Regions from separate parts of the Homo sapiens genome. Here region 2 is linked to region 1. The links are chromatin loops, found by intact Hi-C in ENCODE. Cell type or tissue: right lobe of liver. All regions are shown on one strand. Each heading gives the region's core, and the rest is flanking DNA. Links, peaks and the distances in the headings are about the cores only. Region 1 overlaps APLF (aprataxin and PNKP like factor). Region 2 holds the start of PROKR1 (prokineticin receptor 1).

Region 1 (8,711 bases), core at 1,634-6,633:
TACATACTGGATAAAATTTAACTCAAGGTAAGATTTTCAACTAATAAAATCACCTTTAATTTGGGCATATTTATTTTACATTATTAGTACTCTTTTTTTGTTTGTTTTTTGAGGCGGAGTCTCGTTCTGTCGCCCAGGCTGGAGTGCAGTGGCACAATCTCGGCTCACTGCAAGCTCCGCCTCCCGGGTTCACGCCATTCTCCTGCCTCAGCCTCCAGAGTAGCTGGGACTACAGGCGCCCACCACCGTGCCCGGCTAATTTTTTGTATTTTTAGTAGAGACGGCGTTTCACCGTGTTAGCCAGGATGGTCTCGATCTCCTGACCTCGTGATCCACCCACCCCGGCCTCCCAAAGTGCTGGGATTACAGACGTGAGCCACCGCGCCCAGCCTTATTAGTACTCTTTTGAATAGCCACAAAAGTACAAAATATATCTGAATAATTTTCAGCCAAGTATAGACACAACTCCAACTAAGCACCTTTATTAAAGCCAATTTATAAAACATTTTAAAATATAAATGTCCTTGATTAACACTGAGAAAAAATGTAAATGTTTAAAATATTCATGCATTAGTAAATATGACGGTTTTCTAATCACCTATTTTTGATATAAAAAAATTTAATGCCATGTCAATTTTGTTATAAGAAGGGTTTCTTCTTATCATTGAGTAAACAAAGAGTGTAAAGAGAAAATCTGATATCTATTGAGTTGTCCACAATTCCACTGGTTAATTTGTTCACAAAATAAATGTGCTGACATGGACACAGTGGCAGAGCAGACACTGGAGACTCAGAAGGGTGGTAGTGTGAGAGGTGGGACAGGGTTGAGAAATTACCTAATGGGTACAATGTACACTATTCAGGTGACGGTTACACTAAAAGCTCAGATTTCACCATTTCACAATATAATCATGTAACAAAACTGCACTGCACTCCCTAAATCTATATAAATAAAAAATAATCATTTCTATATTTCAAGATCCCTCTATTCTTTCCTTTAATGTGCTTTAGTAACAACAAAAAAACTTATTTTAGGCCATGGTAGTTCATTGGCAGGGTATTAGAAATTGGGCACTAGAGAATAACATACTTTTGTAAAAATCTACCATGTTCCCACTCCTAGATATGCCATAGATAGTTCTCACCACAGCGTTTACTCATGCATTCAACAAATATTAATTAAATACCTACTATGTCTTAGGCACTATGCTAAACACTAGGGATACAAAGATTAGTCAGAGTTCCTACACTCAAGGGCCTTATGATCCAGTATGTCATCTCAGAAGAATAAGATAGCTGGAGAGGATACAGAGATGAATATCTAATGGTAAATACAGTGGCTCCTAAAGAAGTGTTGACTCCAGATATTAACACTTTTTCAAGACAATAAGATAATGCAGAATGAAGATGAGACATAAACTCTTTTAAAGATTATTTATTCAAGGTTGAGATAAGGTGAATACATTGAATAATTTTTTATTCAAAAAATTTCCAAGTACTAAAATTAAAAAGATGCTTTCCAAATTTGCAAACAGTTAAACATAGGATAATAAAAGCAAGTACTATCTGTGTAAAAGAAAGAACTAATGATTTAACAGGCAGTGGTATATAAAATATGAAAATACAAATTGGTTTTAAAAAGTTATAAATTAATGAATTCCATGAAATTTTACCACCATACGATCTAGTCTAAAATAAATGGACCCTTATGTACGTATTTCATTCTCTTACACAATAGACTCTGCAAATGAAAAGGAATAATCACATTGTATATTCTTGGAAACTGGCTGTCCCTGCATATCATCAGTGATTTCGCAGCAGTAAACTATAAAGCAAGCAATTAAAATTCGAGCCCTCAACAAAAACTTTCAAATTAAAATCATTTTTCAAACCTCGAAGTTGAACAAAGTCTAAGTTTTAGAAATATTCAACTCTATACAGAGTGATAGAGAATATGTTAAAATATAACCCTATAACATTTAAGTTACTTTGGTCACTACCCCAGCTCAAAAAACCAACCATTAATAGTTATGGGCTTTCTTATTATTTGGAGTATTCAATTTTAAACCAAATCATAATATATACATGAACTGGCAGTCATCTTTCATTGAAATTCTAATTAGGTAAATGTGGCATTGTCCTATGAGAAAATATGTAGTTTTCCTCACAGTTTAGATCTTTATCTCCTAATTATTTTCTGGCAATGAGAAGGGTATATTCTGACATTAATTCCCTATTCCCATAACCTTAGAAAATAGGCACCTCTGCTTGGGAACTGAAAGGGTAAGAGATGAAAGTTAAAATGAATCATTAATAACATATTTACCGGTTTGATTCGCAGCTGACCACCTGCCACCTCAAGAATGGCATGTCTTCTGGATACTCTCTTGTCTGTTATCTATACAGTAAAAAAATTAAAAGATTAAGAATAGCCACCTCCTTAAAAAGCAACAAAACAAAAAGGCAAACGAAACCCTTGGCGATGTTTCTGAAATCAGTAGACTAGATATGAAATATATCATTCATTCAACAACTGTATATTGAAATGATTGTCCTCATTTAACAAATAATGAGATTAAAAAAACCTGCCCAAAGTCATGGAAGAGTCAACAACAGAGCCTCAAGCCTAGAATCTAACGGATCCCAAAACCTTGCATGATAGTTTCCATTCATGACAGACATCTACTGGGGATTCTTACCAAGAAAATTCATAAAATACGAAAAGTCTGTATATAATATGTACTTACCAGAAAACATTTCAAATACAAGAAACATATAGTATGTCATGATGATAAAGGTTTTAAAAGGAAGAGATCCCATGCTCGAGGATCTGGTAAGTGTAAAAGGGTCTGACTATAGGCTTTGGGGTCAAAGAGACCCAGATCAGGCAGAACTGCATGCAAACTCTGGGGCCATCAGCAGCAGTTAAGAGTTCAGGAAGGCAAGAAGGGGAATAGTGAAAACCAAACATTTTCAGTAAGAAATAAATTAGCATTTTTTAAAAATATCTATTTGCTTCCTGTTTTGAGCCAACAGTGTTCTACTTAGGCTCACAATCATTTCCACATACCAAAGTTCAAAAATTGTTTGCATGTTAAATGCTGACAGTGCCAATCAAAGCTTTCCCTTTTCACTGTAAATACAATAGTTAAGATTGCCTTTTTTATTTGTGGTTGATTGATAGATAATGAAAACATGTTAAGCACCAACTTCAATAACACCATAACTACCTGACCCATCTCTTGGTAACCTTGATATTCAGCACTTGAATGTTGGCATTATCCGCATAAGGACCAAAATTATCAGTAAAAAATAGACCATACCAACACATAAACTCAATTAAACCTATTAGTTCCACAAAAAATGTGAAACTGCCAGGAGTCAGTACTCATTTTTTTAACCAGATAGCTGTTCCACACTTAAGGCTGTAACATATAGACAGTAATATCAAGCATCGGAATGAGTATCACATGAATGAATTTTTCACAATCTATTGTTAGCCACAATGGCTATCCAAGAAGTAAGTACAAACTAATAATCTATTGTTTCAGAAAAAAAGAGGCTAAAAATTTAAAGATTCCTTTCTTTTTCCCAGATTGTACCTTTTTTTTTATTATTATACTTTAAGTTTTAGGGTACATGTGCACAATGTGCAGGTTAGTTACATATGTATACATGTGCCATGCTGGTGTGCTGTACCCAATAACTCGTCATTTAGCATTAGGTATATCAGATTGTACCTTAGTAGGCTAAAAACAACAGCAGTTATCTGATGACTCATTGCATCATTTGCACAGAACTTTCACTTAAATGTTGTGATTCAACATAACATTGCCATAGCTATTATTAACACTTTACATAGAAATTGAAAGTCCAGAGAATTTAGGTAACTTGGGTAGGTCACTCTCCAAGTAGGCAGCACTCCAAATCCACACTCCTTTTAATAAAAATAGGTAATAGGCAGGGTGTGGTGGCTGCAATCCCAGCACTTTGGGAGGCTGAAGTGGGAAGACTCCTTGAGCCCAGGAATTCAAGACTAGCCTGGGCAACACAGTGAGACCCCCATCTCTACATAAAGTAAAAAATTAGCTGGACAGAGGGCATGTGCCTATAGTCCCAAATATTAATACTTGGGAGGCTGAGGTATGAAGATTGCTTGAACCCAGGAGGTCAAGGTTGCAATGAGCCATGATCGTGCCACTGCATGCCAGCCTGGGGGACACGGTGAGACCCTGCCTCAAAAAAAAAAAAAAAAAAAGATAATAAATGTAGAACACATTTATACATGACTGTACCTACATGTAATCATTCAAAAGTAATTTCAAAAAATGCGGCTGAGAGTAAGCAGTTCCTATTTCTGACTTGGGTACCAAAATCTCATTGTTACTTCCATACTACGAACCAATTTTCTAACCAACAGAGTAATAAGCTATCAAATATAAAACTATGGCATATAAAGCTGGTTCCTTTAACAGTCCATCTTAAATTTCTTTCTTTCCTTTTTTAAACTGTATTTTTTCAGGAAGCAATACATGAACTTTTCCTATCTCTGTCTTTCTTTGAAGTAAGCTTCACTGACACTACGAAGATAAAAGACATTTTAAGTAATATAAAAGTATAATGTGACCTCTAGTGGACACATAACTCCACAACAGTGTAATTTCATTACAAGCTATGTGTCTTTATAGAATACAAAAAGAATGCTATAAACAATCTTTGAAATTAACATCACTCAGACATTTATAGTGTTCCTTTTAAAGTAAAACCCTAAATAGTGAATACACAATAAAATAACCATTTGCACTTTCTCAATGGGAAGCATAAAGGTTTAATAAATTATCATTAAAACATTTTAATGTCACGATTGATATACGGAGAGGGGTGGGGAGCAAGTGACAAACAGATTATCCTAAAGATCTGATGATCTGCTTTATTTAACAGCCTATCACTGCTCCTTATACAGAGTGAATATCCAACACATTTTTATTATTTATTAATACATCAACTGTAATAACAATCAATTATCAACACCAAAGCACCATTCTAGACTTGTCATGTATCATCTTTTTCAGTCTTCACAAAATCTGTGAAGATACTATTATTATACTTCACTTCATAGGTGAGAAAATGGAAGTACAGAGAGTTTAAGCAACTACTCAGTTACACAACCAATAAGTAGTAGGGCCAGGATCTGAACCTAAGGAATCAGATTCCAGAACCATTCATGCTCTTAACGTTGTATTGCATCCCTCAATATCATTACATGAAACCTAAAGCAAAACCTGTTTTTAAGATGATTTACCCAGTTTAACTGTCAAACTAGAACACAGTAAAGAACTGGAAATAAGGCAGAAATGGCTATTTAATAACCAAATAGACATTCAGAGGAGATTCAGATCCTAAATAAAGCTCCAAGAGGCCCTCAGGCTTTCATTTGGTCCTGCTTATCTAATGGCATACCTAAGTCTAACAAGATATGTCATCCAAATTCTTAATTCTCTATTCATAAAGTGGATAGGATTTAGTAGACAGCACACTGACAACAGAAGAAAATGACTGATGTTGGTCTGCAAGTGGAAAGAGAAAGGCTACTAAAAAGCAAAGAAACCCAGGGACTCAAAAAGAATACACTGGTTAGAGGCCATTTAGGGTAGGACAAATGGCATAAATTACTTCAAAATATACTGAAGGCTTGCCCAAGTTTACTTACTGATTACCAAGAGTCACCAAGTTTAAATTAAAACTTCAACTGAAAGTCAGATATTTCACATCTTAGAAAGCCATAAAAAGTTAAATTGAAGAATTCCAATTTTTATAGAATAATTATAGTCACCTAAATTCTAATCACAACACACATTCTTCAAAGAAATCAACAAATAGAGCAAATAAAACTACCCATATCCCATCCCATATGTAATGTAAAACTAGGAGATGGAGATTACTAAAAACTTTAACTTACATGTAAGAGAGATGAGAAATGCCAGTTTCAGAAGATCAAGCCCCAGAACCTATGCTGGAGCAGAGAAAATCAGGTGGCAAATGACAGAAACAGAGGAGAGAGGGAGTGGGAATCTAGGGGTGCTGAAGCATAGGTATCACTCCCAAAAAAAATTAAGTCACACTTTTACTGGGAAATACTAAAAACACATTTCAGATCCAACATTGCAGAGGCCAAGCTAATAGAGAATCCAAAAGAGAGGCATAAAAATATGTGGAACCAGGTATAGCAAGCTCAGAAAAGGCACCACTTCTCAGGGAGAAGGAGGACACTTGGAAGAAAAAAATAAATCCAATAGTATAGATTTTGGCTTCAAAATACCATTCCCCACTGAAAGAAACCAGAGCTCTTTTGAGAAATGTCACATTCCAGGTCTGAAGCACAAAAAGTATAATGTGGACCTAGGATATCTTCTTGTGCCAGAGGACAAAGAAATGCTCAAAAATTGATGGGTGCATGTCAGAAGGACAGAGAAACCAGTGCAAAAAAACTCTGATTGACCAAATTTAGAACAATTCGAGCATCAAAATAGTGATAATACTGGAATACAGCAAATTGAATCCCAAAATAATCCATGATTCCATACAAATCTACGTAAAGTAAAAAATTAGTTGGACAGGGTGGCATGTGCCTATAGTCCCAAATATTAATACTTGGGAGGCTGAGGTAGGAAGATTGCTTGAGCCCAGGAGGTCAAGGTTGCAGTGAGCCATGATCGCGCCACTGCACTCCAGTCTGGGCGACAGGGTGAGACCCTGTCTCAAAAAAAAAAAAAAAAAAGAGATAATAAAAAAGATTCCATATGAATCATGGATTATTTTGTGATTCAGTGTGCTGTATTCCAGTATTATCAGAGGGTAAGGCTGGGAGAGATGCATTTCTTTATAAAAGAATGCCAGCTAAAGCAGAAAAAATGGTAGAACCAGAAAAATCACTATTTTCTAACTATCAATGTAAAAATTAAGTTAGGAACGGATAAAAGGATGTTTATTTCCCAACAAGAAAAAGGTCTGTTGGGAATAAATATTCATGAAGTCTCAGTATCACTCCACAGATTACTGACAAAGGAAATGGTAGATTAACTGCGAAATCTGGCAGATACCACCTTACCAAGGTGATTACACTTACCACATCACCACAGGAGGACAAACTGATAGATGTGCTTCCTAATGTGGTACTCTGAATAAACATCACCTACTTAATATTTTCAACAAAAATGTTTAATGTGAATCAAATTATGTGCAAACAATCGGAAAAACAAAAATTGTGGGACACTCTAGGAATAACTGGCCTGGACTCACAGAAGCACTGATGTCATTAAAGACAAAAGGCAAGAAAACCGTTCTAGATTAAATTAAAAAAAATTTAACTGGATCCTGATTTTTTTTAAAAAAATGCAAAAAGTGCATTATTGAAAACGATGTACAAAACCGAGTATGGGATATTAAAATTTATGGCACAGTTACACATTTCTAGAATATAATAACAGAATATAGCTATATAGAAATGTCCTTGTTCTTAGGTGACACATGTTGACATATTTAGTGAACTGCCATAATGCATGTATGTACTTTCAACTGTGTTCAGGAGAAAGAAAAAAATGTGCGCACACACACACACACACAGGCATATTACAGAAGAAAAATCAATACCTTATTTGATTAAATTGCTGTTTGTCAAATTTCTGTTACTTGTAGTCAAAAGCAACTGTGATTAATATACATTCCTCTAACAATTGTTGTATTTATTTTTTTTTTTAGAGATGGGATTTTGCCATTTTGGCCAGGCTGGTCTCAAACTCCTGGCTCCAAGTGATCTGCCCACCTGGGCCTCCCAAGGTGCTGGGATTACAGGCATGAGTCACTGTGCCTGGCCTTAAACTTTTTTTTTTTTTTTTTCAGACTAAGCTTCGCTCTGCTGCCCAGGCTGCAGTGCAATGGCACAATCTAGGCTCACTGTAAACTCTGCCTCCCAGGTTCAAGCTATTCTCCTGCCTCAGCCTCCCGGGTAGCTGGGATTACAGGCATGCGCCACCATGTCCGGCTAATTTTTTTTTTACATGTAGTAGAGACAGGGTTTCAACATGTTGGTCAGGCTGGTCTCGAATTCCTGACCTTGAATGATCCACCCACCTCTGCCTCCCAAAGTGCTGGGCTTACAGGTGTGAGCCACCGTGCCCAGCCCTAAACTGCATTCTTAATATTGTTTCTTGAATGTGAACAGGTCTCTCTATTCTTATACCACTTTTGTAGTGATACCATGTGGATCCCTTATATTTGACTTTCTGGTTTTAAATATTACTAGAATACTTCATCTACTATAATATACATACAGGTCCCTTCTCTAGTTTTAAGATATGAAGATTATACCAGAAGAAAAGATAAACACATGAAAACATAAAAGAACTCTTTATGATCTGTTACCAAATACTTATTTTTGGTATTTATTGAAGTCAAACAAAATGGAGATTTTCTTATGTGATGAGCAGAAATACTTAGATATTTTGTATCAAAGTCTGTGATCTGTTTGTTTGACTGCAATTCTCAAAATTCTAAAAACGAAAGAAACAACCCTGAATAAAGTAAAAGCAGAAAAGCTACTGGATCTTGAAATAGAATAGGGTGGTACCTTTCATTTCATTTTTTGTCTACATATAATATAGACAACACAAGTTAATTTTTTGTAAAATGCTTTTCTAGAGAAGTTTCTGAAC
Region 2 (8,711 bases), core at 2,083-7,082, 160 kb before region 1:
CTAGCGCTGGGTGAATAGACATGTAAAAAGCTGGCTGGACACAGTGGCTCACACCTGTAATCCCAACACTTTGGGAGGTCGGGGCACAATAATTACTTGAGACTAGTTCAAGACTAGCCTGGGCAGCATAGCAAGATCTCATCTCTAAAAAAATTTATTTTTAATATATAAAAAGCCATGGGGACAGTTCTCAGAAAGATTGCAACTATTTTTGGGAAAACAGGACATAAATATGTTTAACCATGAGACTGGGAAGCAGTCTGGGGCTAGATAATAAAAGTTTGGAAGAACAGGTGAAAGAGTTTGAGCCATACTTTGTAGACAATGGAGTTATTAGAGGTCTTTTTTTTTTATACTTTAAGTTTTAGGGTACATGTGCACATTGTGCAGGTTAGTTACATATGTATACATGTGCCATGCTGGTGCACTGCACCCACTAACTCGTCATCTAGCATTAGGTATATCTCCCAATGCTATCCCTCCCCCCTCCCCCCACCCCACAACAGTCCCCAGAGTGTGATATTCCCCTTCCTGTGTCCATGTGATCTCATTGTTCAATTCCCACCTATGAGTGAGAATATGCGGTGTTTGGTTTTTTGTTTTTAAGCAGGAGAGTGGAGACACGTACAAGACAGAAGATTAATTTGGCTGCAGCCTTGCTTACTTCCCTCGGGCCACATGGAGGCTTCTCTCTGTTCCTCTGTTTGTAGAACCCATCTGGTTTGTTCCTGCCTCTGGGCCTTTTCACTTACAATCCCCCTTGTCTGGGATGCTTGCTCCCTGTCTTCCCAAGGCAGGCTCTTTCCCCCTGTGTCATTCAGAAGCCAGTTCAAAGGCCTCTCCTCGGAGACCCTTCTCTTGACTACTCACCTAGAATAGGTCCCACCCTCAGCCACCCTCGACATTTTACCTGTGTACTTCTTTTGTTCAGAGTATTTCTTGCTTCTGAAATTACCTTCCTTTTGTGTTTGCCTGACTGGATCTCTCTCCATCCTTTGGTTATAAGCTCCAGGAAAGCAAGGAGTTTTTTTTGTCTTATTCACTGTCGTATCTCCAGTGCTTGCAATAGCATCTGTCACATCACAGTTACTCTATAAAAATGGATTGTTTAAATGAATGAATGAATGAAAGTTTAGGATGGATTGTCAGGGGAGTAGCGTTGACAGATGGGCAGATCCAAGAAACACTGAAGGCAGGAAGACCAAGAGGAGACTAGGATACCAGCCCTGAATGAACAAACGGGTATTGCCAAGACCTGGAGGTTGAATGAATGCTGGTAAAGAAGGGAGAGCAGCCAGGACAAAGGAGACTTTCTTCTAGGTTAGATGCCTCGGAGAACAATGGAACCAATAATATAGACAAATACAAGCAGGTAGATGATAAATAGTTCTGTTCTGGCATTTTGTAAAAATCTTGTATTTTTTTTAAATCACATCATAAAAACAATAATTTCAATGAAAGCAAAAAGGTTAGTGTGTCAGAAATGTTCATTAGTTTACCTGCTTTTTTGTTGTAGACATTCCTATAAGGGTTAATTTAAGAATTATCATATCCACTGTTTATTTATTGCTTACTGTTTTGAATATTGTTCTAAGAAATTAAATATATTTATTTCATTCAATCCTCAAAGCAACCCAATACAATAGGCTTTCTTTTTATCCTCATTTTGTAGGCGAGAAAACTGAGGCAGAGAGAGGTCAAATAACTAACATAATACCCAACACACAATACAGCTGGTACTTAAACCCAGGCAGAATAACTGCCAACATGGCTACAGAAATTTCATTAAGCAAAAATAAAGACATTTTTACAACTAAGTAGATCTGTTATAAACCAAGATAAAAATTAGTTGCTCCCAACTGATCAAATCCTGAACAACACGTGAGACCAGAGAAAAATTAATGATTCCTAGACCACAATTAGATGGTAACAACACATACAAATAAAAATAATTGCAGCAAAGATCACAAACATCAATAAAAGAATGGGCATTGGTGCAGCCATTCATCCACCAAGACCATTGGGCAGCCCTGTGAAGGCACATGGTGCTTTCCTTGAGGTCTGGGTACAAGCTTCCTATCATAACCCCACTCAACCATAGAAGCTCCCACGGTGCAAAGCATTTTTTCTAATTCATCTTTCTTATTGTATCTAATTTCCTTTGTGTAAACTCACACTGCAAGAGAAATGCTTGCAGTATTTCAGACAAGCTCTGTTTGGTATGAAAGGAGGTTATAAGCTTGAAGAAGTTCAGTAGATGGAGACTGACTGATTGACATAGATATCACTCTTACATGTTCCAAATAACCCAATGCCCCTTAGTGTATCCTGGCTTCCTTTCCCCTTGAAGCTACTTCCTCCTACCATTGTTACTCCGTTCAAGTGGTAAAATGGATCTCATCCGGGGAGTAGGGTCCCACTCCACAGGAGGCACCCTACCCTGCTTTTAGTAGCTGAGCACATGTAGTTTCTCGCTAGTATGAAACTTCAGGAAATGACTCTGTATGCTTTGTCCTGTTCATGGGCTAAGAGAGAAGGTGGCGGCTTCTACTTTCAAAAAAGTTCAGAGACAAAGTCCCTGGAGCTCTTCCTTGGCAGCTTTGAAAGGAACCTACGAAGTAGATACTCTACTTGACTGCTCCCCTCCTGCTCCTTCAGTGGGTTCATGCGGGGTCCTTGTCCAGGTAAATGAAAAGCTGCAGGGCTCTTTGATTCAGTGGAGGGAATTTGGCCTCCAGGTAAATGAAAAGCTGCAGGGCTCTGTGATTCAGTGGAGGGAATTTGGCCAAGAAGAAGTAGCACTCTGCAAGGATCTACGGGGACAGACCAAGGGCTATGTAAGCTGCTAACTTCCTGATGTCCTTCCCTAGAGAAGGGAGGCAGAGTTTCCACCCCTCAGCGGTTTTATAGACAGAGGTTCCTTGGTAACCCCCTTTTTTCAGGTTATCCTTTTCGGTCATCCCACCCCTGGTCGCCCTGCCTACGGTCTCAGAAAACAAGCTCTCTTAGCTGTGCTCCTCCCTAGAACACTGTCCTGACTGTGAGGGCCAGGTCAAACCCCCTCAGATCCTTGAGGCCAGAGAACAGGGAGAGCATGTATGCCTCAGGCTCTCTGGGTTAAAGGAGAGAGACAGGCTGTTCAGATCCAAGTACACAGAAGCCTGATTTGATCCTCAGGATAATTGTCTCTAGACTGTAACCAGGTGCTTTGTAATGACAGTCCAGCTGTGGGCAGAGGAGCTAGCAAAGATTGTCCCCCGAGGAACAAAGACCAGCCTGGCCCATTAGCACAAGTTTACACTAAAGGAAGAGACTAAGTTGAAGAAAGATATGCAGAGGCTGCTCTTACTGATTTTATTTGCGATCACCAGAAACAGGTCTTCTGCACTATCTGTGCAAATGGACTAAAAGGTGCAAAGTGATTAATGCAACAACAAAAAGTAAATAAACATATGTTCCCTTTTTTTTCAAAACAAATCCCTCAATCTTTTTATTTTTATTTATTTATTTATTTTTTAGAGACAAGGTCTCCCTCTGTCACCCAGGCTGGAGCACAGTGGCATGAACATAGCTCACTGCAGCCTGGAATTCCTGGGCTCAAGTGATCCTCCTGCCTCAGCCTCTCAACTAGCTAGGACTACAGGCACACACCACCACGCTCAGCTAATTTTTTAATTTTTTCAAAAGGTGAGGTCTGGATATGTTGCCCATGCTGGTCTCGAACTCCTGGCCTCAAATGCTCCTCCTATCTCGGCCTCCCAAATTGCTGGGATTATAGGCTTGAACTGTTTACCACAGCCAGTCATAAATCCTTGAATCTTATTTAAAAACAGATGATGCTAGAAGGTCATATTTTAGTAGAGGAAGTCTTGATGAGATAGAAACCTCCTTCAAGATTTCCACATTGACTCAAGAGGTAACTGCCTGACGCTTAAAGTTTCCCTCGATATCTCCTCTTACCTGTCTACTCTAGACCTTGAAAGGTGTAATATCTAGGAAAACATCCATAGCAAGGGAGATCAAAAGCTTCCCATCACCCAACTCTAGAGGGCTCTGCTGTCTTCTGTCTGAACAAAGCTGGAAAAGGAGAACTCTTCTCACTGTCAGTCAATGGGCAAGCTTTTGAGTCCCCCATGCAACCACATCTAGGGGGAATAGAGACACCTCTCATCAATCTGCAACTGCAGTACAGGAGGGGGCAATTCCAATGCCCCTTCCTCCCTGACCGCCTTTGTTGTCCCCACTGCTGCTGCACTCACCTGTCAATGGCGATGGCCAGCAGGGCATTGGTGGAGACATAGAGAGAGACAGTGCGCAGGTAGTTGACAGAGGTGCACAGGACGTGGCCGTGCTCCCAGGAGAGCTGGCGCACCACATAGTAGTCCATCTCAAAGGGGCAGCAGACAATGGCCACCAGGAAGTCAGAGATGGCCAGGTTGGCGATGAGCAGGTTGGTGAGGTTGCGCAGTTTCTTGTAGCGGACCAGGGCAGCGATAAAGATGAAGTTTCCAATGCCGCAGACCAGCATGATGCCCACCAGGGCCATCCCAATGACAATCTTGGCAGCAAAGAACGTCCTGGAATTGGTCACATCCTCATCTTCATCCAAAGGCATATCATAGTCGCTGTAGCTGAAGTTGAATGGGAAGGAAGTGGCATGGGCTCCATGAGGGTTGAGCACAGAAAGGAAGCTGGTGGAAGTGTTGGTGGCATTGTCATCCATGAACCCCATGGTGGTCTCCATCTGGCCAGGTGGTGCTGTGAGCAACACTGCTCAGAATTCCCCAGGGCAATGTCTGCAAGGCTGATGTCACCCCTCTCTGCTATCAGCCAGCTCTCCCTTAATGAGTCAGAATGTCTCTGCCAGCATCTTTGGGGTATGGTATCTGAGCTCCATTCTAAACCTTTGAAAGACATACAAACAGTTGGCTATATGTTGCAGTAAAGCTGGCCAAATTCAAAACCACCCTGTAACCTAAGCAGACCTATTAGCTCCCTGCCCAGAGTGAACATAGGGTGATGGAGTGGAAATAAAGGAACCAATGAGAGAAAATGAATGAAAACCACATACTCAATTAGGGAAGGGTGGATTGCTATAGAGACAATCAAGCACTGGCTCAGTTTATTTCTGTTCCACTGAAGACTCAGAAGTGTTGCACCTTTTCTCAAGGACAAAAGTTGGGAGTGTGGGGAGGCTGAAGAGAAAGAAATTTCTTTAAATGCTATTTAAGAGGGAGGGCTTTCAGACAAGCCTGTCTGCTCTCCTTGCTCTTCTGGCAGAACATGGCTCTAAAATCACAGAGCCATAGAGCAGCCACCTTCCTCACTATTTGCTGGACTTCCTGTTCCCACATTAGAACCTGCTATGACCCTAGAAGCTGGGAACAGCATTTATGAAGGCCTGTCCCCAGACAGAGGCTGTAGGGTAAAGTCACAGCCTGTGACTAACCAAGTGATGAGAATGGGGACGCTAGAGCAAAATTTTTCCTTGGCTGGTTGAGTGTCCAGGGGTAAATAGCTTAAACACTCAGAGGTTCAACTTCTGCCAGGCAGGAGATCAATAATGTCTGCACAGCCTGGAGCTCCCTGGAGGAGAGTGTTACACCCTAGAACTGCAAGGAGTTACTACTGCGCTCTCAGGCCTCCTCTGTCAGCTGCAAGGAAGGGGAGCGAAATCCTGATACAGGGACTCCACCACACCACATAATGGGGCTGGGGTGAGGGGTCTAGGGGGGTGTCAGCTGCCCTGGTGGGGACAGGGAGGCAGCCAGAGTCCCCCTGTCCCCTGCTCTCTCCCTGCAGTCCCTCCCAAACCCTGAAGACATCAGACCAGGGAGTGGGACGTAGAAGGAGGGCTGAGGTCTGGAGAGCACCCTAAAACAAATGTCAGGAGAACAGAGGGAAGAATGCAAGCCAGAGTTTTCCTGGGAAAGGAAGATGAGGAAGATGCCCAGGACCCCACCTCCCCACCCCCAGGAAAGCCTGCTCTCCATATTCCTCCGAGGCAAAACATCTGGAGCCTGTCTTCTTGGGGCCAAGTTTAAAGTCCCTCTGCGCCCCAGTGAGGCTCAGCCCCATTGCTGCCTCTCTGTCCTAACTCCTTACCCTGATTTTTTCCTTCCTCCGAGCTCTCAATTCTGTCTGGCTCAGCCCTTGCCCTCTGCCCACTCAGGGAGGAGAGGCAGAACTCAGCTGAAAAGAAGGAGGGGGGCAGGCTTGGAACCCAGGCGGGACAAGCCCCACTCCTTGCAGGTCCCGTGGGTCGCAGAGGCATGCCACTCCTGGAGGGGTACCCCTACAAGCATGCTACCTGAAGGGTCAAAGTAGTGTTTAAAAGCAAAGAATACAGAAGCTTCGGGGGTGGAGAGGAGGGCGTCACGAGATTAAGGATGATTGTCCAGAGGTCTTTTCTCCTTTATTCTCACCGTTCAGAGGGGAACCCCAATCCTACCCCCACCTGGTGACCTCTCGATCGCTAGAAGCCTCTCTCACAAACCCCTGCTGGCAAGTCCCCCGCCTGCTCCCAACTTTCTCCCTGGAGCCTGGGCAGCTTCCCCTAAGGACAGAGGAGGGGAAGCCTGGCTCTCCTGAAGAAACTCACAGGAGTGAATCCCTGGCAAAGTCCCCTCTTCACTCAGAAGCCGCCGCACCCCACGGCCGCAGCCAGTGCAGCGCGGGGTCCCTGGAGCATCCTCCCCGGGAGGGCGCGCTCTGTACCTGCGGCATCGCGGAGCCCGGCAGGCAAGGTCCGGGTTTCTTATTCCGGGGCCGGATCAGGAGACGCTTCTTCCAGAAGCCGGCAGGCGAAGGGCAGGTCCCCGCTCCCTTCCTCCTCTGCTCGGGGCTCTTTCCCGGCTCTGGCGGGGGAGTTACCTTCGCGCCGCCGCTGCAGATCCCCCGACCCGGCCCGCGCCGGACTCCCTGTCCCCGCCTCCGGTGGCCGTGAGGCGCCGAGGTGCGGGCTCTTGGCGAGGCGTGTCGCCAGCTGGGCTGCAGAGGCCGGGATCGCCCTGGGCGGGAGCGTCCGGATCGCCCTGGGCGGGAGCGTCTGGAGCTCCCAGGCGGCAGCTCGCGACGAGGACGCGCGGGAGGGAGCCGGGCCAGGCGGGCTGCGCGTTGCCCGGCTCAGGCTTCGGAACGGCCGCCTGGGGCAGGAACGGGGTCGCTGGGGCTCCGGGCAGGGCTCTGCGTCAATCCCGCGCCGGGGGCACCCATGCAGGGCGGCTGTGCCCGCCTCGGGGCACGGGGCTCCTCGGCGGCTCACCTTGGCAGCCCAGCGCCGTCGGAGTGGACGGACACGGCCCCGCTCAGCCGCGAGCTTGCAAAGGACCGAGGAGCCTCCCCCGCTGCTCACACACCTCCTCAGGGGACACTCAGGGGCCGGCCCCAACCTGGTCCCCTGGGCCAGCCTGAACGGACACCAGGGCCATCTTTGTTGCCAGCTGCCCTACCTCTCCGTAAAAGAGGCTCAGAGAAGTGCTTTCTGGAGAGCAAACAAGGGGGCGGGGTAGCACACTGGAGAGAGGAAGGACCCCCGCCCAGGGATGTCTGCTTAGAAGGCTGGGACGGACAGCGCTGACTTACAGAGCACAGTCTACCTTTACAAGCCCATAGATTCCTCAAAACGTGAGGCATATAGTCCCGCAATCCCACTCCAAGGTATGTAACCCCAAACTATTGAAAGCAGGGACACACATACACTGATGTTCATGGCAGCACTATTCACAGTAGCCAAAAGACAGAAACAACCCAAATGTCCATCAGCTAAGTGGATTAACAAAATACATATAGTATATACATGCAATAGAATATTATCCAGCTGTAAAAAGAAATGATAACAAGTGTTGGTGAGAATGTGGAGAAACTGGAACCCTGTGCACTGTCGGTAGGAAAGTAAAATGGTGAAGCCACTGTAGAAAACAGTATAGGGTTTCCTCAAAAAGTTAAAAAATACAATTACCATATGATCGAGTGTTTCCACTTCCGGGTGTCTAACCCAAAAAATTAAAAGCAGGGTGATACGGTTTGGCTGTGTCCCCACCCAAATCTCAACTTGAATTGTATCTCCCAGAATTCCCACGTATTGTGGGAGGGACCCAGGGGAAGGTAATTGAATCATGGGAGCCTGTTTTTCCCATGCTATTCTCGTGATAGTGAATAAGCCTGACGAGATCCTGTGGGTTTATCAGGGGTTTCCACTTTTGCTTCTCCCTCAGTTTCCTCTTGATGCTACCACGTAAGGAATGCCTTTCACCTCCTGCCTTGATTCTGAGGCCTCCCCAGTCATGTGGAACTGTAAGTCCAATTAAACCTCCTTTTGTTCCCAGTTTCCGGTATGTCTTTATCAGCAGTGTGCAAGTGAACTAATACACAGGGTCTCAAAGGCATGTTTGTACATCCATGTTCATAGCAGCATTATTCACCATAGCGAAAACATGGAAACAATCCAAATGTCCATCAATGATGAAGGGACAAACAAAATGCTCCACATACACACATACACTCACATGGGAACTTCCAAAAGTTTGTGGGAAAATGGAATTAAAAGATAAAAATACATAAACTTTAGCTCTCAGCATAAGCTCCATCACGTTCAAGATGCTTTTGTAATGATGGCAGACATTTAGTCCATCTCTAAAGGACTAAGGATCCTGGGAATTTTTCTATTTTATTTATTTATTTTTATTTTTTTGTTAAAACAGGGTCTGGCT

Evidence for each region. Hi-C counts contacts between places; a loop is a spot of excess contacts. Peaks named below come from ENCODE experiments on the same cell type or tissue, not always from the same donor. Only the 100,000 strongest peaks of a DNase experiment are listed, where the experiment ranks them.
Region 2: a loop joins it to region 1, with 4 times the contacts of the local background. A loop is called at or near these places in 9 of 110 quality-filtered maps.

Annotation. Positions count from the first base shown.
Region 1 is chr2:68,483,877-68,492,587 of GRCh38, reverse strand. It overlaps APLF (aprataxin and PNKP like factor), which reads right to left. Exons shown (of 10, transcript NM_173545.3): 2 at 2,327-2,398. Among named protein-coding and RNA genes, the nearest start is that of APLF, 21 kb to the right of the region's middle. In right lobe of liver, for the core only: a CTCF peak has its summit at 4,636 (motif pointing left); no DNase peak of the experiment used is centred there; H3K4me3 peaks cover 680 bases; H3K27ac peaks cover 321 bases.
Region 2 is chr2:68,641,855-68,650,565 of GRCh38, reverse strand. It overlaps PROKR1 (prokineticin receptor 1), which reads right to left and starts at 6,987. Exons shown (of 3, transcript NM_138964.4): 1 at 6,718-6,987; 2 at 4,260-4,904. The coding sequence starts at 4,744. In right lobe of liver, for the core only: a CTCF peak has its summit at 4,035; a DNase peak (open chromatin) is centred at 6,995; H3K4me3 peaks cover 600 bases.